Regions from separate parts of the Homo sapiens genome. Here regions 1 and 2 are each linked to region 3. The links are chromatin loops, found by intact Hi-C in ENCODE. Cell type or tissue: endothelial cell of umbilical vein. All regions are shown on one strand.

Region 1 (8,000 bases), 700 kb after region 3:
ACTGGCTTTGGGAAAAAATACCCCTCTTATAAATTCATTAATACAAAGCAAGGGGAAGAGTTGATATTTTAAGTTTACATTCAGGTAAGATTACATTGAAAATTATAACATTTTGTTCAATCTGTGCTTGTTACCTACAGGACCTTGTTATATGTAGGAAAATTATCTTTGAAACCTCTGTGTGTTGTCGAAGTCAGATGGCTAATATTGACCCAAGCTGGCATCTCCCTCACTTCACATTGGGGATCCTGTTGAGTTGTCCTCAAGGCTAGCCTTTTGGACCACTATACTGCACTTCTGTCCTTAAGCTCTCAATGTGAAATCAGAGACAGGCAAAGTCAAGCAAACAAGGCAAAGGTTAATACGAGCAGGCTAATAGTCAACAGATGGGAGTCTTCAGCCTGAGTGAGATCCCGCTAGAGGCCTTCCCTTCAGAGACCCAAGAACAGTTGAACTGGAAATTTGACCAGGAAGGGACTCCCTAAGAGACCTTGCCTCTGAGCATGTCAGCTGAAAAGATGGCAGAGTTCAGAGAAAGGTGATGGGAGATGGTGGGCAGAGAAAGCACCAGTTCCTATGTACTACCTCCAAACCAGAAATTTCTAATACAGCAAATAAAGCAAATTGGAATGATTTCATGAACCTGTGTAGAGGTCTGCAACTGGAAAGGATGTCCTGAAAAGCACTATTTTATATAGTTTGGTAGAAATACATCCACACTGTATGAGTCTCAATTTTAAAACTCCCTTGAGGATTAGGAAACAGATTATAAGTAGCTAGAATGTAAAATAATAATAATTTAGACATTGTTTTGGAATGATAAAGTTTATTGTACATGGTAAGGAAATTATGTATTGTAGATTTTCCTGATTCTGGGCATGCATTGGGACCACAGGTTATGGTGGCTCACATTTTAGGATTGACTTCCCAACGGCTGCTCACACAGCCTCTGGAAGTGGTAACTTTGGAAGGACTGGTTGCAAAGTGGAACCAGAGTATATTGCAGTTTCACAAGCAGGAGGTAATAGCATTTATTGAGCAACTATATGCTCTCTTCTCTCTCTCTTCTCTTCTCTCTCTCTCTCTCTCTCTCTCTCCCTCTCTCTTTCTCTCTCTCTCTCTCTCTCTATATATATATATATAGTTAATCTTTTCAATGACCCTGTGTCTTTCTTTGGATAGAAATTTAAAATAAACTTCCATTTTAAATATGAGGAAACCAAGACTTAAGGAGGTTAAGGAATTGGGTCTAGTAATATATCAAGTCAATGGCAGAAACACAGGGAACTCAGGTCCCTTGGATTCTGTAGCACTGGTTTTATTCCTACACTTTACCCCCTCCATTGTAAGGGTACTAAAATCTTCATATGTGGTCAAACACCTTTTACTTTTATTAGGAGAAAATGGAAAAGAAAATCCAAATACTCCAAAAAATCCAATGCAAAAACTCCAAAATATCAAAAGCTACCTTTTTCAAACAAATTCAGTTTTTTATTACTCTTACTTTCATAATTTGCTCTTTTTAGTAATTATTTGCTTACTTCATTGCTTAGATTTAACAATACAAATAGATGATAAAAATCTAATGATTCAGTTAGTTATATTTTAAATGTTATATTATTGTGTCACAAAAAGTAGACATGTAATGCATGTCTTATCTAACATTACCTAAAACATACTGGCTTCCCTATGTAATTCTATTATGAATACTATGCCAGTATCTTCTCTAATCATTCCAATTTAAACATAGTATCTATGACTGGATTGTAACAGAAATTGGAATTTGCCGGCCAACACTGAATTGGAAATGCTTCCATTCAAATTTTCTTACAAATGATCTTTAGAAATGTATTTTAAATTTCATTCTAGCGAAACCAACTTAGAGTGAATCTTAATGGGCTAGAACAAAATAGATTTTGGATTGATTTTTCTCATAAAATATGCAAAGCCCTGTTTTTAAATAGAGTTTTTCCCCTTCAATATTGTTCTTTTTCTCTGTTTAGCAAATAATTTGTCTAAAACGTTTCTTTTTCAGATTTTAGTTAGATTACAATAGAATTAACATCTTAGAATTGCCAAGGTAGATGGAAGATGAAGAGAAAATCCGGATTCCAGACCATGCTAACTTCAAGCCAGTGTTTTGCCTGCAGCTGATCTCAAGAATTAGGTGAAAGTTTCACTATGTAACCTGTTTTGGGGCTCAACTCTTCATAATACGATCATTCATTAAGTAATATAACCATGGATAATTGTAAAAAACTGGGACACTGGGTTTTCCCCCCTTACTCCACAGGTCGACTAGGCTGACAGTATACACCAGAAAACAGGCATGCAAGGCATCCTTCTACATCTTTCTCTTTTGCTTGCCTCTTGTTAGTTACAAAGATACATACTGTGCCAGGCACTAAGCTGGTTTCAACAGCTATTTATTTAGATTGTGTGAACTGGAGCTGAACTTGAACCCAATTAATAGCAACTGAACTTGAACAAACTGATATGAAATCATTACAGGCTCAGTTCCCTGGTCCATTATCCCTGAAGAGATCATCCGACAGCACTCCAGGTGCCTTTTCTATGCCAAATCTTGGTGCAGTGCCCAATCAGAGAGTGTCGGGGGGATTAGAAGTTCGGTTGCATCGGAGTTAGCTCATTACCACATTTGTGATCGCTTTCACAGAGAGGAGAGGTGGTGATCCCACTGGGCAGGATTGCAGAGAAGGCTTTGTTTTCAACACCATCTGGCACATGGTTGGCACTCATTAACACAGCACAATGTCGATTAAAATAATAATTGTACGTGGCAGCAATGCTGCTTAGACAGGTCCCCACCTTTGGCCTTCCAGCAAAGGAAATTGAAGAAAGAGAAGGCTGAGGAGTTGCCTCTGGTAACTCTGGTCTCTGGGTTTGCATCTTTCTTCATGCCCACACCTTTTTTTTTTTTTTTTTTTTTGGTAAAGAAGCTACTTTTTTAAATGTATGTATTTATTTTTATTTTTAGCAGCAGTACCCCCCCACCCCCCGCCAAATCCCCCTGTTTTTTTAAACTGGGAATACCATGAGTCTGACCTTGTTCGCAGTTCCCAAGGACCCTAATTACAGAGCTCCGGCTGTAGCTGGACTCCCAATTCAATACTGCAGCCAGGAAATATTTGCTGAAAGGGGATTCTATGCAGTCATATTTCTTCTGCAACTTGAATTATATATAATTAAGAGTTTTAGGCTTTTCTCTTTTAAAGGATGCATGGATGAACTCAATCATTCAGGTGCTGAGTTAAGACTACACTGCCTTTCCTTAAAAAAACAGATGTGTATTTACTTCGGCAGCTCCAGATCTTGACTCTGGTAGCATCTACTTGATTTGCTGTTTGGGGGATAGGAGTGCAGATTTTTGAAAGAAATTGTTTGAGTTTGAATCCTGTTTCTACCATATACTAGGTGTGTGGTGAGGAGAAAATCCCTTAACTCTTGGTCTCCCTTTTCTTCACTGCTGCTATGGTGGTAATAGTCATCCCTAAGCTTTAGGATTTCTGTGAATATAAACAAACATGTAATACACTAAGAATAATGCCCAGTGCAGGGTGAGCTCTTGATATGCATTAGCTATGATCATGTATGCCTCACCATCATTTTCTTTCTTTCTTTTTTTTTTTTTTTTTTTTTTGAGATGGAGCCTCACTTCTGTCGCCCAGGCTGGAGTGCAGTGGCGCGTTCTTGGCTCTCTGCAACCTCTGCCTCCTGGGTACAAGTGATTCTCCTGCCTCAGCCTCCCAAGTAGTTGGGATTACAGGTGCACCCCCACCACACCCGGCTAATTTTTGTATTTTTAGTAGAGATGGGGTTTTGCCATGTTGGGCAAGCTGGTCTCGAACTCCACACCTCAGGTGATCCACATGCCCCAGCCTCCCAAAGTGCTGGGATTACAGGCCTCACTGTTATTTTCTGCAAGAGTTTATTCTTCCTCCAGATTGTGCCTCATACCTATTTAAATTTTTTATTCCCAAATGATAGGATTTACTAGTTGTAGTGATGTAGGTAGTGGTTATGTGGACATTTGTCCAGATATGTTGATCAACTTTTTTTGGTAGGACACTATTATTTAATTCCTTGTCATGCTAGACCAAGGTTAGAAGAAGCCAATTGATGTGGGTAATTTCCTCATAGATCTATAATACCTTCATACCATAATAATTAATGAAGCACATCATTTGTTTCCAGAGCAGATTATGCATATCTTAAACAAAAGAAATAAGTTGTATATTTCAAGCCTATAGGTAAGCACTATAACTAATGATCATGTGGTTTTCTCTGGTTGTGGAACCATAAACAGCATGCCCTCTGGCACTGTAATGATTTGTGTTCTATAATACTCAGTGTAACCATGGTTTTTATTCTGTTTGCCGTTTGGTATGTGGAAAAGCCTTCAAGAAACTGGCTTTTTGCAGGAGTGTTTACATATCATTCATGCCACCAAGAGAAGATGACCGACATTTTAGATGCAGAAGAAAGATTAAATGCATTCAGTTTAACTAGCGGCACTAAAAAGGGCTGCATCTTTGTATTGTTGCTGTTTATCTTCTTTCCAGCAGTGGAATATTGAGCTTCCCCAGGCTGTGATTCAGGTATTAATGCCGATTTTAGGTCGGGCAAGAGTGTGTTCAGTCTGCGGCACTTAGATAGCAAAGGCAAACTGCTCACGGCTATTAGTCAGGAGTTTCTGTATGCCAGTGATTGCATGCTTGTGACTCATAATCAGGGTGATTCACAGCAACCGTTAGATGGGCTTGCTGTGGCTGTGTTTTTCGTTTGGACTGCTGTCATTGCCAAAAGTGTCAGCCTTTCTCCTACAGATCTGACCGTGTGACACATGCACAGTGCCCTTTGGTTGTGCTGAATGGCTCACCACTAACATCATGGCTAAGTTTTATTATCTTGGAGGAATTGTCTCTCACAGTGAGTCCCAATTAGACAAATGAATTTTGTGTTGTTTTCTTTCTGAAGTGTTACTCTGGGATTGTTGACAGAATTTGTGCCACAGTGTTCTCTTGGGCAGTCTGAATTCCAGATTCTCTATCTTGGTTTAACTATGCTCTCACTTGAGAATCAGCAAGGAGATGTCATGTTATCTGTTTTTCTGTATACGTGGAGCTGTATCGGTGGTCTGGGTTCCTGCTGAGCAGATACATAAATAACCACACGTCTCTCTGGGTTTAATACCAGCCCGGTTCTGACATCCAAGGCTGACTCCTATTCCATGTTTTGCCCCAACCACCGAACACGATGCTCTGACCCCTCAACACACAGATGCCTTGTACCTGACCTAATAAGTTGAGTCAGCAACCTGTATTTCTGATTTGTCCATTAATTCTGTGTGTCCTGGTTGAGACCCACTTGCATTTCTGCATGCTTGCTTAACCTACGCCTGTCACAACTACCTCTGTTCCTTTTTGAACTTAACAAACATTTATACAGCCCGCGGTACGCTAGGGTCTGAGCATACAACTGGGAAAAGATAGATAGGATCTCTGTTCTCATGAAACTTCCCTTCTGGCTCTTAGAAGTTATACATGTAAACAAATGCACAAGAGTCTCTCTGATGGTAACAATGCAATGAAGAAAATGAAACAGGATAAAGGAATAGAGAGCAAGTAACTATGACAGGGCTATTCTGAGAGTAGAGGGAAAGGTGGGAGAACATTCTACGCAGAGGGACCAGCTAGTACAAAGGCACTAGGGCAGTCTGGGTGAATTTGGAAAGATAGAGAGCCAAGGAGGCCAGGGTGGCTGCAGTGTAGTGGGTGGGCAGAGAAGAGCCAGATGAGACAGAGTCAAGCCTGATATAGACAGTCTTTTTTCTATTTTATTTTAAAATATTTAATTTACAAATAAAAATTGTATAAATTATACATGTACAGGGTGATGATTTGATCTGTGCATGCATTGTGTACTTATTACCACAATCAAATCAACACATTCATCATCATCCTTAGTTACCATTTGTGCATGTGTCTATATGGTGAGGGCACTTAAAAATCTTCTGTCATCAAATTTCAGGTAAACAACACAGTATTATTAACTATATTTAATGCTGTACATGAGATCCCCAGAATTTATCCATCTTGTAACTGAAGGTTTATACCCTTTGACCAACTTCTCAACACTTCCTCCAACCCTTCATCCATGGCACCCATGATTCTACTGTCTGCTTCTATGATTTAAACTGTTTTAGATTCTGCATATGATTGAGATGAGATACTCTTTGTCTTTTGGTGTCTGGCTTATTTCGCTTAGCATAATGTCCTCCAAGTTTATCCATGATGTTGCAAATTGCAAAATGTTCTTCTTCTTATGGCTGAACGATATTCTCTTGTTTAGACACACCACATTTTCTTTATTAATTCATCAGTGGACACCGAGGTTGTTATTGTAGGTGTTATTTACACCTATCTTAGTTATTGAAGTAACGCTGTAATGAACATGAGGGTGTAGATACCTCTTTGAGATATTGATTTAAATTCCTTTGGATATATGACCAAAGGTGCAATTCCTTTGGATATATGGCTGGACCATAGGGTACTTATTAATTTACACATTTTTAATTTTTTAAGGAACCTCCATACTGTTCTCTATAATGACTGCACCAATTTCCATTCCCATCGTGCACAAGGCTTCCCTTTTCTCCACAGCCTTTCCAATAGCCAGCTGCTATCTCATCTTTCTGATAATAGCCATCCTAACAGGTATGAGGTGATATCTCATTGTGGTTTTGATTTGCATTTCTCTGATGATTAGTGATGTTGTGCACCTTTTTATATATCTGTTGGCCATTTGTATGTATTCTTTGAAAAAAATGTCTATTCATGTCCTTTGCCCATTATTAAATCTGGTTATTTGTTTTTTGATATTGAGCTGCTTGAATTTATAATATTTTTGGAGACTAATCCCTCATCAAATATACAGTTTGCAAATAATTTTTCCCAATTCATAGGTTGCCTTTTCATTTTGTGGATTTTTTTTTCCTTTGCTGTGCAGAAGCTTTTTAGTTTGGTGTAGTCCTGCTTGTTTGCCTTTGCTTTTGTTGCCTGTGCTTTTAGTGTCATATCCAAATATCATTGCCAAGATCAATGTAAAGGAGCTTTTTCACTGTGCTTTTTCCTAGGAATTTTACATTTTCAGATGTTACATTTAAGTCGTTAGTCTTTTTTGAGTTAATTTTTGTATATGAGGTAAGATAAGGGCCTAATTTCATTATATTGCATGTGTATATTTGGTTCACACAGCATCATTTATTGAAGAGACTATCCTTTCCCCATTTTGCATTCTTGGCACTCTTGTCAAAGATTAGTTGACCATATATGCACAGGTTTATTTTTGTGCTCTCTGTTCTGTTCCATTGGTCAATGTGTCTTGTTTTTATGCCAATACCATACTGTTTTATTACTGTGGCTATGTACTTTTGTAATACAGTTTAAAATCAGGGTATGATGCCTCCAGCTTTGTTCTTTTTGCTCAAGATTACTTTTGGTATTTGGGGGCTTTTTGTGGTTCCATATGAATTTTAGGGTTTTTTTCTGTTTCTGTGAAAAATAGAATTGGAATTTATATAGGAATTAAACTGAATCTGTGGATCACTTTGGGTAGTATGGACATTTTAACAATATTAATTTTTTAATCCATGAACGTGAGATCTCTCTCCATTAATTTGAGTCTTCAATTTCTTTCAACAACATCTTATAGTTTTTGATGTACAGATCTTTTACCTCCTCACATTAACAGAATGAAAGATAAAAATCATATGGTTCTCTCAACATGTGCAGAAAAATTCAATATTCTTTCATAATTAAAAACTCTTAATAGATTATTTGACCAAATTCAACATTCTTTCATGATAACAACTCATAACAAATTAGGTATAGAATGAATTTATCGCAACATAACAAAGGTTCTGACAAGCCCACACCTAATATAATACTCAACATGAAAAGCTGAAAGTTTTTAAGGTT
Region 2 (8,000 bases), 520 kb after region 3:
TTATGAACTGGCAACCAAATTCTTCATGAAGAATTTGGTTTTTGAAGAACAACTGTTTTTGTTCAAGATAATACTTTGAAAAAAGATTTGTCATAGAAGTTTAAAAACTTGAATAGACAGCTCTCATTGTCTGTAAGGCTAGGTTTCTGCGGCTTTTAATGTGTAAGAGACTTGTCCCATTTAACAATAAATATTTTAGTGCCACTTAAAAGTATAATTAATATATCTTTCTTAAAAGTGGTATTCCCTCCCTCTACGTATATTTCTCTTTCCTCAGCCCCAAAAGCACATATTCAGGGAGGGAAGGTAAGGGATTTACATCCTTTTTCCATCACTACGTCAAAACTTATACAATTTATACAATTTAATATTATTAAGGTAGTTAATGTAGCAGTTCATGTGAAGTTACTCAGTAGAAATACTTTAAATCATATAAAAATATAGCTGAATATAAATTGAAGGGTCAGAGATTAAGGGTGAAGCAAGTTTTAAAAATCAGAAGCATTTCCAAATTCAAGTTATTTGGGGTAGCTGTAGAGAAATAATTGAATGACCCTTAGCAATATTTTAGGAAAACTTTTACCTAATGAAAAATTCTACTCCAAAGCTGTGTTTTACTTCATAAAATTAATAGAAAGTGGGGAATATCTCTACACTTCCAATATCATGCTTTCCTTTAGTCCTAGTAAAAAGGGACCCAGAATCTTTGTTTTACCCTCCCAAATTACCCACTTTAATACGAATACATGAAAATAGATTTTAAAAAAGAAGTGAATAAAATAGATGAATTTGTCCTTTTTTTTTTTAACTATGGTCCTTAGACAATAGCTTTCAACTCTCCATAGAACTGGAACAACTTGCACGATGTTGACTACAGTAAGATAACAAAATTGTATATTGTATGAGGCAAATACGTGTGGTTGTCTTATCTAACCACAATGATAAGTACGGTAGTGTCATCCAGGGTTTCATCTTCTGCAGTTCAGTTACCTATGGTCAACCACGGTCGCAAAGTAGGTTGAGATCATTACAATGAGATATTTTGAAAGAAAGAACACTTTCACATACCTTTTACTGCAGTATATTGCTGTAATTATTCTTTTTCATTATTAGCATTGTTAGTCTCTTATTCTGCCTAACTGATAAGCTTTATTGTATGTAAGTATAGGAAAAAACATAGTGTATATAGGGTTTGGTGCTATTACCAGGGTCAGGCATCCACTAGGGGTCTGGAAACACATCCCCTGTGGGTAAGGGAAGACTACTGTACATAATTTGATTCTTTCTTTCTTTTTCCCAAATAGTGGTCATATTTGATCAGTCACCTTTGCTCATGAAGAGCACATTGGCAAGGACAACACAAAGAAGCTTGTTCTGCAACTCGGTTTTCTTATGTTAAATATTTAGTTTTCTGCTTGCTTCTTCTTATCTGTTTGTACTTGGTAAGGCTCCCTCCTTCTTATGTGATAGGTTGGATGCTGCCGGAGAGGTTACTAGTGCATGGAAGCTCCAAAACAGAGTGGAATGGAAAATTATAGCCTCAAGGGTATCCTTGGGAAGGAGCCAGACAAAAGGTGCATGCCCACATTGAGACAAAGCTAAAGCAAAACTACCAGGTGTTAGAAAACCCAGAGCACATATACAAGAACAAGGCAAAAAATTCCTGTTACTCTAACAGTATGCCTTACTTTTCTTTAATTTTACTTATTTGTAAAGTAGACAAATGCCCCTGTTGTGTCTTGTTGAGTTACAAGTGCAACAAGTAGCATTCTAGAGTGGGATGTTACTGTCAGTGCCTGTTTTGGGTCACTTTAATATACTGCTGTTTAATTGATTTTATATCTGAAGATGCAGGTCTTTAACATGGACAGATTTTCATAAGATCACTGGAATACTGGCTTTCTTTTGTTTTGCGATGAGGGCAAATTTTCTGTGGTTTATTTTTCCCCATTTCTGGTGAAAATAATATTCTCTTTTCCTCTTCTACAGGGAAGATGGCAGTTTCCTCAGTTAAACTTAGGATCTTTGTCCCTTTTAAATAGGCCATTGTATAAAATACAAATGATCAAAATTGTATCACAGTAATAATTAGCTAATTTTTTTGCAGAAGTTTTTTGGTGGGGTTTTTTTTTGGTGTCAACACAACTTTAAAATAACAAATAATAAGAGAAAACTTTTTAACATTGTAGGAATATGTGAAATTGAATAGCAAACTCAATTTAGATGAGTTCACATGAATAACATACTTCAGGTTGGTAATATTCCAGAAGGTTCAACTGCCTCATAGAAAATTAAATCTCTGAAAAATTCCCCGACTAAAAATCATTTGAAAATTCTAATTTTTTCTAATTATTTGGATTTTCTTATGTTAGATTTCATTTCATGGAAGGATATTGAGTTTGTGTATATTCCTGTGTGTGAACATGTGCTTGTGTGTGCTCTTAATAGCGGTTATTTTTCAAAGCAATAGTCTTTCAAGCCTTTCTCTAATCTCTCCAGCATCTAAAATGAGGTGATATAAAACTCCCAGGTGGGTACTAAATATTAGATTTGTTGACACCAGCATGGGTGCTTGAGTGGTAGTGGGAAAAAGAAAAATGATTGTCTAGAGTTTGTATGCTACAGAATTGAGGTGGTTTCAGCTGCTTTCATTTCCTTTAAAGAATAATATTGTTTTTTTCAAATGAGGAGGATTAAGTAAGCACCTTAAAAAAAGAGGAGCAATATATTGACAACATCTGGTATGAAGAGTTATTATAAAAGGTAAGAGGATCTGTGCCAGAAAAAGAATGGAGAGGGAGATTCTCTCTAATAAATAAATTTCTTTTAAATGTGCCTAAAACATTAAGGGGGTTTTTCCCATTTAAATTTATCTTTGAAAACTCCCTAGAGAAGGAGAGTGGTTTCTGTAACAGCTGGTTAGAATTGCTGAGCAAATGTCTGGAAAAGATGATTTTGAAACAATGTGTTTTGTAATGTTTAAACATTTTACATTTTTGTTGAAACCTGACTTCTGATGAAGAAAATCGCTCTGTACAGCAGGCCTGCGCTGTGGGCTGCTTTTCTGCTTTCTCTAGAGCTGAGTCACTGAGGACTGCTACCTTAGCTCCTCAAAGCTGTTAAATTTCTCGAAGGGAAGCTGAGTCATTAGGAAATGTACCAGAATAGGAGAAAGTAGGTCATTTTGCTAGACTTGGCAAAACTTTCATCAGCTTCAGATTCGCAAGATCTGCAGTTCTCAAACTCCAGGGTTAATCAGAATCTCCTGGAGGGCTTATTCAAACATGCGTGTCTGGGCCCTCCTGGCAGAGTTCCTGATTCAGTAGGTCTGAGCTGAGCCCCGAGGATCTGTATTTCTGACAGGTTCCTAGGTGAAGGTGATGCCGCTAAACCTCGGCCCATACTTTGAGAATTGTTACACTAGTGAAAGCTTGGAGAGAAAAAAAAAATTAGACAAGCCTTCCCCAAAGGTTTGGCAGTCAGCTTCATAGTTGGATGGAGGAGGACACTACCATTTATTAATCACTAGATACTGTCCCAGTCTTGACATTCAATCTTCCATCCAATTCTGTAACATGAGTCATGGTATATCTATGCTGCATAATCATCTGTACAGAACTCACAGAACTCAGTTAGTTTGTTTCCTTCCTCTTCTCTCCTCTCCTCTCCTTTTTCTTTTTTTTCTCCATTGCCCTGGCTGAGGTACAGTGGCGTGATCTTGGTTGACTGCAACCTCCACCTGTGGGGTTCAAGTGACTCTCCTGCCTCAGCCTCTTGAGTAGCTGGGACTACAGGTTCACACCATCACACCTGGCTAATTTTTGTATTTTCATTAGGGACGAGGTTTCGCCATGTTAGCCAGGCCGGTCTCAAACTGCTGACCTCCTCAGCTTCGCAAAGTGCTGGGATTACAGATGTGAGCCACCGCGCCCAGTCCAGAACTCAGTTTCCATAATCAACCTGCCCAGAGTTTAAAGCCAGAGAAGCAGGTGCATCTGAATTTCTGCCTTTGTCTGTTTAGATCTAAAGGTTCAACTCTTTCTATCAAAACATACTTTTGTACTTGTTCTCAACGTGTCTTTATTTCCTCTTCTTTTTCATTCATACATGTTATTCAGAGGATCTCAAAATTCTTTGGAGTTTTACAAAGGAAAAGTTCAATTTCCAAAATTTTTTTGCGACCTGACATCCCCTACTATCAGGTAACACTAATTTATTTAATATTGACTTTGCTTATGAGTAATGGCAATGCACAAAGCTGATGAAAGCCGAAATTCCATCAGATGGATTTAGCAAATTAACAGGAGAGAGAAACTACTTAGTTTGTGAGAAACTACTCGTTTGTAAACTATGCAAAAAGGATAGACATTGTCTTACCTAATCACAAATAAGCCTTTCCCAAAGGAAGTGGTTACCTTTTAAATGTGTGCACTTATGTTTGTTTTTAATCCAAATTTGTGCCAAGGAATTATGTAATTATTATTTCTGTACAAAAGTTACTTAGCCATTCCTAAATTATCATTCATTGATGTCTGAGAGTAAATAATTTTAGTACCACTACGATTAAATTGTAGCAGGAAAAAAAACTATGAAATAGACTCATTCTGAGTCATTGCTTATAGCCATTTAAAGTTGATTAGCAATGTTAGTTTAGGAGATGTAAAAATGCAAAATTTTATTTTTAAGTTATAATATTTTAATTTGTAATTTCAATGAGCTATAAAGGAATGTTTATATTTATGGAAACTCTATGAAATATAAAGAAATGCTCTCACAGATGTCATTTTAGATATATTAAGTCTGCTAAATTCAAATAAAAGTTTTGGTACTAACGTGTGAGCACCTGGATGGCGGGGGCTGGGTGTTATATATTTTTACATCGAAGATGAAGTCCTGCATAGTGACTTGCATGTGAATAGGAGTCAGGAAGCATTGACCAAATGATAAAGCATTGCTCCAGCTGAGTTACAGGCCTATTCTTTTTAGCTCAAATCAACCCATTAAATTATTTGTGAGATAAAATTTTTCTCAAGTGTATTTTTCCAATAAGAACTTGAAAAAGTTGTACGTTTTATTTTATTTGAAAATGTATTAATAACTTTACACTATTGACTTTCTCCTTTCATATATTTTTAAATATGAGAAGGCTATTATCTGTTTATATGTGATTATATTGCCATTTGGCCTCAATTGCTCTTACTCTCCTCCCCCACTGGGCCACATTTCTAGGTCAAATTATTAAGGGAAAAAAGATGCAGGATTTTCAAGATATAACCTCTCACAGAGTATATATCTTAAAAGAGGAAAATGTATCCTGCACGCTGAGGATTACCTATGGCTAAATGAGAGTTGAAAATAGAAGCATGTGTTAAACTGGAAGTCAATTTGAGAGAATGTAATAGAGGACAGTCTGACAGGTGTTAATGTTACCCTCAAAGGGAATAAGCTGGAAGCTATAAAAAGTGTATGTAGCCACCACTCATTATGATACATGATATTCTTGCTGACTTGAAGTAGGAAGATGAAAATAACTAGTTTGTTTAAAGCTGCATATTCTGATAATTTAGGATTTAACTTTCTGCTTTGAACAACTTTTTCATGTGGAAAACCTTAACTTTTTATAGGTATAATTTGTTATTTTTAATAATGCTTATAAAAGTTTTTTTAAAAAGTAAGCTGTATTGTAGAAATCATCAAATACCAACTAGAATTATATTTTAATATTTTATAGATTTTACTCATAGAGTAAAAATTACATTGTTAGATATGTAAGGGGTGGTAACACCTTTTAAAAATCTTGGTTGTCCTTGTTTGTTCTGTAGTTTATGAAAAACAGAGATTCTAAAGATTGCACCTATGCATGAAATCTGATTTGCTCTTTTGTGCAGTATAAGAGTATGGCTGATTTCTTTCAATTCTGAGAACCTTACATAGGAGACCCCAACCTCTACATAGGTTACAAGTGAATAGACTCTGATTTCCGTTGATTTTATTTCATGTAAAACTATAACCTTCACAACTACACATCAATCTCAAACTTCTTTGAATGGCTCACTACTTAAAAGTCATTTTTCCCTAAATGATATGTATAGATATAAGTGATCTGAAAAATATTTTCAAGATTTTATTGTCCTTCTTACCTATATGCAGAATTGACATATATGCCTATATAAAAGTGGAAAATCTGTATATGATGAAACACCATACGTAGTTAAAATACAAGAGCCAGATTGAGAAAGAATATCTGCAGATTGGGAATAGAATAATTAATGGTCAAAGGATTGGTATCTTGAATATGAAGAAAAGTTTCTATAAATCCAAATAGAAAAACAAATGAAGAAAAGGAAAAAAAATGCAAAGGTTTTGAATAATAAGTTTACAGAGGAAAGGAAGGGCAAACATTGACAAGATGCTCATGCTCACTGTCTAGGAATTGGTAATTAAAAGAAAATGCTTTCTTAAGATTGGTAAAATGGATAAGGAGTGATAAGATAGATTCAGTGTTGGCTTTCTACACTGGTGTGGGAAGGCAGTTGCTCTTCATATTACCAATGGTGGGGATGGAAATTGCTAAAGCCTTTTTGGTAGGATAGTTTATGAAACAACTTTTAGAACTAAAAACAATGTGTAACTTTTGATCAGGCATTCAAATGCTAGGTATCTGTTCTAGAGAAATACATAGGCGTGTACACTGCAGAATTGTAATAGCTAAAATTAATCCCTAATTGTCATTGCTGTGGACACAAAGTTCATACGTTGAAGCATTAACCCTCAATGTGAGTGTAAGGAGTTAATTAAAGTAAAATAACTTTGTGAGGGTGGGGCCCTGATATGATAGGGTTAGTGTCTTATAAGAAGAGTTATAAGAGAACTTGTGCTCTTTCTGTTTCTCTCTCTTTCCCCAGCTATGTGTGTACAAGTACAAACAAGGTCCAGTGAGCACACGAGATAGCCAGGAGGCTTCCTATACCTGAAAGTATTTCTTAAGCCATTTTCTTCTTCGTACAGATGACACATTACCTCCTTGTTGGATGAATGCATTGCCTTCTTGTTGAGAAAAAAATTAATTCTTATACCAGGAGATTCCGACTGCCTGTAATGTGTTCAGTTCCCTGAATCACAGGGAATATGCCCAGTCCACCATTCCTTTCAAACTCATCCTCTGACTGTAGATGAAAGGAGATAATTAGAGTCGTAGACATTGGGATTGCTCTCTTATAAAATTTACTCTATATTTTAATATAGTCATATTTGAAGTGTGTTACTTTTATCATAATCTGTATATATGCTGGTTCAAGAATAGAGTAGTCATCACACAGATTAAGGAATAGACTATCGCCACGTATTTCTATATCCTGAAACTATATATTGTTTAGGTATGTTTGTTTCTTGAGGAAAATGTATAACAGCTATTTTTCTGTAACTTTCTTTCTTTTTTTTTTTTTTGCTAAGCATTGTTTATGTTTTAACTACGTTGATAGGAGTAGCTGCTGTCCTCTATTGCTATAACTATAGAACAGTGGTTTTCAAATGGCTTTGACTAGAAGCCACCATAAGAAATATGCTTAAATTGCAAATCAGTGTGTATACACATGCAGAATTGAAACAATTGAAATTTTAGAGTTAGCTTGTCTAGATTCATGAAAAAAACTGGAGAGTTTAACATGGCATAATTAATAAGGTCTTAAATAGTAAATACAGTTGTCCCCCTTTATCTATAGCTTCATTTTCTGTGGTTTCAGTTATCTGTGGCCCTAAAATATGAACTGAAAAATTCCAGAAATACACAATTCATATGTTTCAAGTTGCATTCCATTCTGAGGAGTGTGGTAAAATCTCGCACCATCTCACCTGGAGCGTGAATCATCCTTTTGTCCAGCCTTTTCACTGTCTGTAGGCTACCATCCATTCCACCTGCTAGCCTTCTAAGTCATCAGTTCAGCTGTGGTAGTACTTCAGTGCTTGTGTTCAAGTAACCCTCATTTTACTTAATAACGTCC
Region 3 (8,000 bases):
GATTTATTCTCCAGAGCAGCTCCCAGAAGTTGAAAATCCTCCTAGAGCCAAAAACAGGAAGCATCCCCCACTCACCTGGCCCAGGGTCCAGGAAGGAATATGTGTGCTCTGACACACCCATGGTGTAAGTTCCCATTATGTCAGCAGTGTTTACCATCTCCAGGCACTTCCTATGACATAGGAGCACCGCCAAATCTCTTCACCAGCAGAGGAAATGACTAACTCCAGGAAGTCATCCCTTCTCCCTCTATCCCCCCAACCAAAAATGGAGAGGCTGTTGGACTTTCACTAAAAATATCAACACCATCTAAAAATAAGGTTCATCAACTCTGCCCTTGCCCCAGAATTCCTGACCCGAGCTCCTCTGACATCACCACTGGCCCCTGTCAACAGAGCCTCTCAGAGCCACCTCCTAGCTGCCCTCTTAGCTTAAAGTTCATTTTGAAATCAATCCCCACCAGCCTTCCCACCAATGAGATCACGAATAATAGCTGGCCATGACTGTATCAAACAAGTGTTTTCCCAGGGGATGGAAGGTCTTCCAAAACTCTTCCACAAGCACACGCACCCAAGCGGGTTTATTTCCTGTCTGGTTGGCTTCCTCCAGGCTCATTACGGTTTCAAGGTCATTTTCCAGAAAAGGAAAGAGAGTGCAGGAGTGTGACCTTTAGCAGTCTCGGGTGGACATGCAGCGGCTGACCTGTAGGAGAGTCTAAATGAAGCCATTTGTTAGGAAGCCATTGACAAGCACTTGGGGTATTCAGTAGTGGCACTGTTCCTACTGATGGTTCCTGGGGCACTCAGCCTGCTGCAGAGCTTTCTATTCTGTCTTGAGCTAAGAGACCCCAGCTGAAAATTGGCATTTGCTTTGGCGGTGGTGGTCTTGGTTGTTCTCAACTGATCTAGAGGAGAGTTGGGAAGAAATACCTAATCTTTAGTCCAAAGGAGAAGGATGGGAGAAATAAGACATAATTCTAGATTCAGTTGTGGTTTTTTTTTTGAGTCCCCAGGCTGGAGTGCAGTGGCGCAATCTCAGCTCACTGCAAGCTCCACCTCCTGGGTTCACACCATTCTCCTGCCTCAGCCTCCCAAATAGCTGGGACTACAGGTGCCTGCCACCACACCTGGCTGATTTTTCTTTTTTGTATTTTTTAGTAGAGACAGGTTTTCACTGTGTTAGCCAGGATGGTCTCGATCTCCTGAACTCGTGATCCGCCTGCCTCGGCCTCCCAAAGTGCTGGGATTATAGGCGTAAGCCACCACGCCCGGCTAGATTCAGCTCTTAACTCCTATATTGCTGGAGGTTTCTCTAATGACTGAACTGACTTATTAGCTTTGCTCCCCAAACAAGGAGGCAAGAAAGTCTCAAATAGCAACCCTTCCTCCGAGAGGAAGTAGCACAGCATAGTGGATAAAAGCTTTGAAGTTAGGGTCTCTGGGGTTAAATTCTGTTCTTGTTACATACAGCTGTGTGACATTTTAGCACGTTATTAGGCTCTGTAAGACTCAAGTTTGTTTCTCAGACGTAGACTGGGGTTTGTTATGAGGATCAGTTAAATAAGAAATGAACAGTTTATACACAGTCAGTGCTCCATAGAGGTACCTACCTGTTTTCTTTATTGAGTGTCTTGCCTTGTGCTCGGTGTTCTTCTAGTGCTGGAGATTCTACAGAAAACAGGACAGACAAGGCCCAACCCAGAGTAGGACACAGAGGTAGCCATTTGTGGATGCTGAGTGGCTGGTTGGTGGAAATGGCATGTAAGCTCAGGAAATGAATTGAAAATAGGACTGGGTGGGGCAAGACAGTCTTTCATTGTTAGTCCTCACTCCAACATCCAAAGAGCTCTGGAGGAAGGAGAAGGAAACTGACATACAGAAACATCCAGGATGTGTGCACATGTGAGGCCACTCTGGTGGGATGGTTTCTTCTCAGAGCTCCCCATCAGCTTGAGCACGATCTCAGGAGGAGCCCAAGGGATGGGTTCAAGGATGGGGGGACACACAGTGGTCACTGCAAGTCTTGCCCCCAGCAACTTTGTAGGCAAGGGGACTCCAGCTATCTCCAAGGCACACCAAAAGCAGAGGAGGCTTGGCCATTATGTCTTCAAGGTGACCATGAGGAGGGAATTATGAATATCAGGAGGCAGCTTAGGAGACCAGAAGGTAGGTACAGAATGATGATAGTGACAGAGTTTATGAGGAAAGAAATACATTGTAAGTTTGTGGGTTCAAATGGAGCCATTGAACTGAATCCATTAGTAACTTTGGAGACCTTACTTAATTAGAAGTTAGCTTGGTTCTTCTGTGTGCCTCAAGCAGCATGGTGGGCAAAACTTTTTTGCTCTAAGGGTCTTCATAGTCCTTCTCTCTCCTCCACTCCGGAGCCAAGATAAGGATCACATGCTGTGATGTATTGTAGTACCTTCTCTCTCTCTCTCTCTCTCTCTCACACACACACACACACACCCATTCTTAAGCTCTTTTTTCCTCCAAATTAAATGTTTTCTTGGTCATTTGTATGACAACATTGCAGCTTGTATATTGTTGAATGTTTCTTTCTCATTTTGAGCAGCCACGATATGTTCAATTTGAAGTTGTACCTAGGGAAGCCCTGGCAGAAGACACAGGAGACGTACGGAATGAAGCAGGATTTAAGACAGACGACAACAATGGGTTGGGGGTTGGTTTGCGAGATACTACTCTCTTACTCAGTTGGTATGGCTCCAAAAGGCCTGGAAAGATGCCAGGAATGAGCAAAGACCCACCAAAATAAAACAAACAGACAACAAAACCCTACCATAAACAACGAGAAAACAAAAAAGACAGAAAAACAACCCATCAGGTTGTATGAGGTTGTAACGGAGTTCTGTCTATGAGATGCTTTCGGGGTGACCAGGGTACACTGGCTGTTCTTGTCTTCCACCCCAAGGCAAGTCAGCACCCCCTAGAGCCAAGGAAAACTCACCGGAAGCTGAGGGGGACAGCAGGGAGACAAGAGTGGGTGACTACCATATTACGTAGAGTGTCAGCTCCATGAAAACAAGGATTGCCTTTCTTGTTCAGTGAAAACCACAAGTGCTGGGGACATAGTAGCCTCTCAATAATTATCTGTTGAATGAATTTCATCATAATGTTGCTAACATTACCCTGCCATTCCTTCAATACCTTAAGTTGTGGATCTACTGTATGGGATAGGAATGTGTCATTTTTTTCTATCAACAAACACAGGGATTCATTTCAAATGTAGATTATCATTCTAGACTCTCACTGTGTTAATGCCTTTTCCTAACATTTGAGGGAAACAAATCCAGGTCACATATATCATGTTCTATTTCACAAATTCTAGTAAGGCTCAACAGTAGTGCATGTTATTATTACCTAACTTTAGAGTGGACCAATAGTATTTACAAAGCGGTATAGGATGTTACAGTCAAGGTTTCAGCCCTTTTCCTTGAAGCCAATTACACCCCAAGAGATTTTTTTTTGTTTTGGAGGGTCATGACAGAGGATATCCCCTAGGGGGCAGTGTGTGCATATGTTTCAACCAAGCAAGGAGCGCATTTCATGGCCCGAGGTAATTGCAAAGGCTACAGGAGATCGGGGAGTCTAAGACACGAATGCACTATATGAAGTTGTCCTTTAGGCAGAGCAGAGTGGAGGCGACCTGAAAGAATTGCTCAATAGAAAAAAACCTAGTGACACAGCAGAAAATTGGGGGATGGTAACTTTCAAGGCTCCAGCCACCTAAATGCTTAAGGTTCAACACAGGAATCATTTGACACGCTCCTTAACATTTGCTAAGGGGTTTTTAATATTTTTATTTATTACATTTTATATTTCATGTTTCTGACATCCATACAGAATTGTGTTTCATTTTCTTGTCTATTCTAGGTGGCAGTTCAAATTCAATTAAAGTTAACCAGTTTTAATTGAGTAATAATAGTTGATAATGTATTATTGAGTGCTTATAATGTTCTGAGTGTTTTACTTACATATTACTTTAGTTAACGTTTCCACATCACCATGAGGTGAGGACTGTTAATATTCTCACTTTACAGATGGGAAAACTGTGGCATAGAGAGTTTACACAACTTGCCCAAGCTTAATAGTCTGAGTCGAGGACACATTCTCTTAAATATTTTACTATGTCACCTCCCAAAGAAGTGCCTCTCTAACTTTTTAATTTAATTTAATTTTACTTTTGAGAAAGGTCTTGCTGTGTCACCCAGGCTGGAGGGAAGTGGTGCAATCTTGGCTCACTGCAGCCTGGACCTTCTGGGCTCAAGTGATTCTCCCACCTCAGCTTCCCAAGTATTAATAGCTGGGACTATAGGCATGTACCACCATGCCCGGCAAATTTGTTGTAGAGACGGGGTCTTACTATGCCCAGGCTGGCCTTGAACTCCTGGTCGCAAGTGATCCTCCCAACTCAGCCTCCCAAAGCACTGGGATAACAGGCCTGAGCCATGGTGCCCAGTTCCTCTCTAACTTTAATGAGTTCACATATCACTTTGAGACCTTGTTAAAATGCAGATTCTGATTCAGTAGATCTGGGTGGGGCCTGAGAGACTGTTTCTAACAAGCTGCAGGTGATGCCAATGCAGTTGGTCCGTGGACCACATTTTGAGTAGCAAGAACCTAAAAAGGAGTGTGTATTGAGGGTAGAGGGATGTGAGGATATAAAGATGTGCATGGCGTAGTCCCTCCACTCAAGCAGATTATATCTGCTAGAGAAGGTTAGGGCAACTACACAAGTGGTGTATATTATGAAAGAAAGTGTATGTCCAGGGCCACAGAGGCACAGAGCAACTCAATAGGTACTAAGTGAGGGACTTTCTTCTAGGATAGGACAATGCACTTCAGGAAGGACAAGCAGGATGAATGAGGTACAGTTCCTGCCTGTGAGTCGTTTGCAAGCTGGTGGGGCAAGGTCAACAGACACATAAATAACCCTAGTACGGGCGTAGGTTTTACAAAAGAGGCTGCCCAGGATAATTCTGGGAACAGGAAGGAGGGACAAAATGAGGGAGGTGAGCATTTCTTTTTCTTTCTTTTTTTTTTTTTTGAGATGGAGTCTTGCTCTGTCACCCAGGCTGGAGTGCAGTGGCGCCATCTCGACTCACTGCAAGCTCTGTCTCCCAGGTTCATGCCATTCTCCTGCCTCAGCCCCCTGAGTAACTGGGACTACAGGCACCCACCACCACACCAGGCTAATTTTTTTGTATTTTTAGTAGAGACGGGGTTTCACTGTGTTAGTCAGGTTGGTCTCAATCTCCTGACCTCATGATCCTCCCGCCTCGGCCTCCCAAAGTGTTGGCATTACAGGCATGAGCCACCGTGCCTGGACAAGCATTTCAATTGTGAATTGAATTAGAAAGCTCAAGGAACAGAGCTCTCATCTGGCTGCAGACCTGGAGAAAGGCCTCATGAAAGAGATGGGATTTGAGATAAACCATGAAAGACAGATGGGGTTTTGACAGTGCATAAGGAAGGATATTTCAGGGAGGAAAAACCAGTTTAATCCAAAGTTCTGAAATACAGAAGTACAAAGCAAATTTGGGGCTAAGGGCATAGTCTTATTTTCCTATCTAGACACCGTACGGAAGTTGTGCTGAAAACCATGCTTTAGAGCAATGATTCTCAATCCATATTGAAAAAAATCACTTAAGGAGTGAAAAAAAGATTTCGATGCTGGGGCCTCATCCCCAGAAATTCTGATTTCATGAATCTGAGTCAGAGGTGAGAATCCATATGTTTTTAAATCTCCTCATTTTTATTTAGATAATACGTATGTGCAGCCAGATTTGAGAACCATTACTCTAAGCAATGATTCTCAAATTGTGCTGCCTGGGTCAGCAGCCTCAGCATCACCTGGGAACATCTGGAAATGCAAATTCTCAGGTCCCACCCTGGACCTACCGAATCGGAAACTCTGGGGGCGGGGCCAAGAACCTCTCTTCTAACAAACCCTCCAGCGATTCTAATGCAAGTTCAAGTTTGAGAACCAATGTTCTAGAGCCTTGCTCCTCCAAGTATAGGCCACTGGAAGCTTACTACATGCATGGAATCCCAGGCCGCCCCTCAGGACTGTTGAATCAGAACTGCAGTTTAACAAGATCCCCAGGTGATGGGTGTGTACATTTAAGTTTGGGAAGCCTGGTGATTTTCAGGTGAGAAGTCTAAACTTTTTAAAGACAACAATGGGAAGCAGCTGAAAGTTATAAAGTGGTGGTATAACTGATGAGCGCCCCAGGAAGAACCAGTGGCTAACTGAATGTAAGATGGATTGAATAAAACAGATCCTGTACAATACACCTTAAAAATGGATCCTGCACGACGATCCTAGAAAGAAGTCCCAGAGAAAATCCCCTTGCCACTTACACTTCCAGGACCTTCTTCTCCTATTCTTTCCTTCTTCGAGGCTCCAGGAGAGAACAGTGCACTGGGGCCTCTTGCCTCGCTGCTTGGAGCTCCTTTGACGGTGGAATCTTGCCAGCCATTGATCCAACACTGGGAGTTATCGCGGCAGTGCAACTGCAGTCAGGCCTCAGCTCCAGCTTGTATAATATTTCTGATAATAAGAGAGCCTAAATGAAGCATCCTTTAAAAGGCCTTCACTGTTAATTTGGCACAGGGAAAAAAGCCAGCACATTATACTAGGTTTTCCAGTCATTCTGCCTGTGCTATATGGACTCTTTGAATAGATGTCCATAATGAGATTACTCAAAATGGAATTCATTACCTGACTTCGGATTTATTGCTTTTTAACTAGAAATATAAGGCTACACACACTCTGCTCCCAGCGTTAGTTGTGTGACTGCCCCGCTTCTCCATTCCAGAATGGGTACGGGAAAGCAGGGTGAAGAAAATGCCCAGGAAGCCTGGGGGTCGTGGACAGTAAGAATGGAGCAAACAATGTGCTTCATTAGGACGGGTGCATTGGAACCCCGGGCCTCTGCTGCTAAGTTCTGCTTCCACAGTCTCACCATGGGGATCACAAGCCAGTCACCTCCTCACTAGCATAATTGGAAAGACTCTAAGGGGCCCCGAAGTGCTGAAGTGCTGTAAATTAGCAGCGTTCAATTCTGATGAACATTAAAGGGAGTGTGCAGTTAATTCCTCCGCACATGCTGATCGCAAAGTCTTCCCACTGGGGGCTTTTGGCTTGGAGCGTTACAGGGCCATTTGTTCTGCATGGCTTCTCCACCAGGGCAAGGACCTCAAGGTGAGTTAATAGGCTTGGCTTCTCAGCACTTTATTTTAATCTGTATTTACCATCATCATATATATTTTAACAAACCTCTGGTGCATGGCATGCCATTGAGCACTGCACAAACTAGATAAGAGAGACGGGGCCCTGGTTTCACTGGCAGAGGGCGGCAACTACATTCAAGGGGGTAACTGAGAAATCCTGCCTTGTATGCTAGTTGGTGGCGCTCCCTAGTCGCCACTGGCTCTGCTGTCTGCCACATGTCTTCCTAGACCTTTGCTTCTTTATGCTGGGGCCACCTCCACTGGACTGGCAGGAGGAAAGTGAGGTCATGTCTATAATATCACCTCTCACAGCCTCGGTTACCATTGCCCATTCTATTTTCTCTGTCCTCTCATTCTTTCTTCGTCAAACTCTCTGTCTCTCGCATGCAATGTAAAAATATTGCTGACAGTGGCTTTCCATGAGATAATAATCTTAAATAGATGACACATGGATAATAGGATAGAGTAAAACAGGATGGGTAAATTGATAATTGCAGATTAGAAGGAAATGCAATCAGCAAACAAAACAAAAGCCGAATTTAGGGGGTAATAAGCATGATGTGTTAGAATTGTTAAGAGTGAGGTATTTTCATATACAAGTCTTTATCCCTGAGGTAAAACCAAAGCGGCATCTTTACATGTTGCAGAAGTATGTCTGAAATGGCACATTCTATTTGTTTGTTTACACATTTCACATTTTAAAAGCAAAAGGAACTATCATTACAGATATTTTTCTTCATTGCTAT

Evidence for each region. Peaks named below come from ENCODE experiments on the same cell type or tissue, not always from the same donor. Only the 100,000 strongest peaks of a DNase experiment are listed, where the experiment ranks them.
Region 1: it touches region 3 in a loop (2.4-fold over the local background); 3 of 110 quality-filtered maps call a loop at or near these places.
Region 2: a loop joins it to region 3, with 9 times the contacts of the local background. A loop is called at or near these places in 5 of 110 quality-filtered maps.

What each region holds. Positions count from the first base shown.
Region 1 is chr2:205,020,524-205,028,523 of GRCh38, forward strand. All of the region lies in intron 3 of PARD3B (par-3 family cell polarity regulator beta), which reads left to right. Among named protein-coding and RNA genes, the nearest start is that of PARD3B, 480 kb to the left of the region's middle. In endothelial cell of umbilical vein, no CTCF peak of the experiment used is centred here; DNase peaks (open chromatin) are centred at 4,758 and 5,488; H3K27ac peaks cover 1,447 bases.
Region 2 is chr2:204,839,739-204,847,738 of GRCh38, forward strand. All of the region lies in intron 2 of PARD3B (par-3 family cell polarity regulator beta), which reads left to right. Among named protein-coding and RNA genes, the nearest start is that of PARD3B, 300 kb to the left of the region's middle. In endothelial cell of umbilical vein, no CTCF peak of the experiment used is centred here; a DNase peak (open chromatin) is centred at 3,133; H3K27ac peaks cover 2,030 bases.
Region 3 is chr2:204,322,064-204,330,063 of GRCh38, forward strand. No RefSeq gene overlaps it. Among named protein-coding and RNA genes, the nearest start is that of PARD3B, 220 kb to the right of the region's middle. RefSeq lists an enhancer at 1-773. In endothelial cell of umbilical vein, a CTCF peak has its summit at 3,530 (motif pointing right); DNase peaks (open chromatin) are centred at 158 and 3,538; H3K27ac peaks cover 1,033 bases.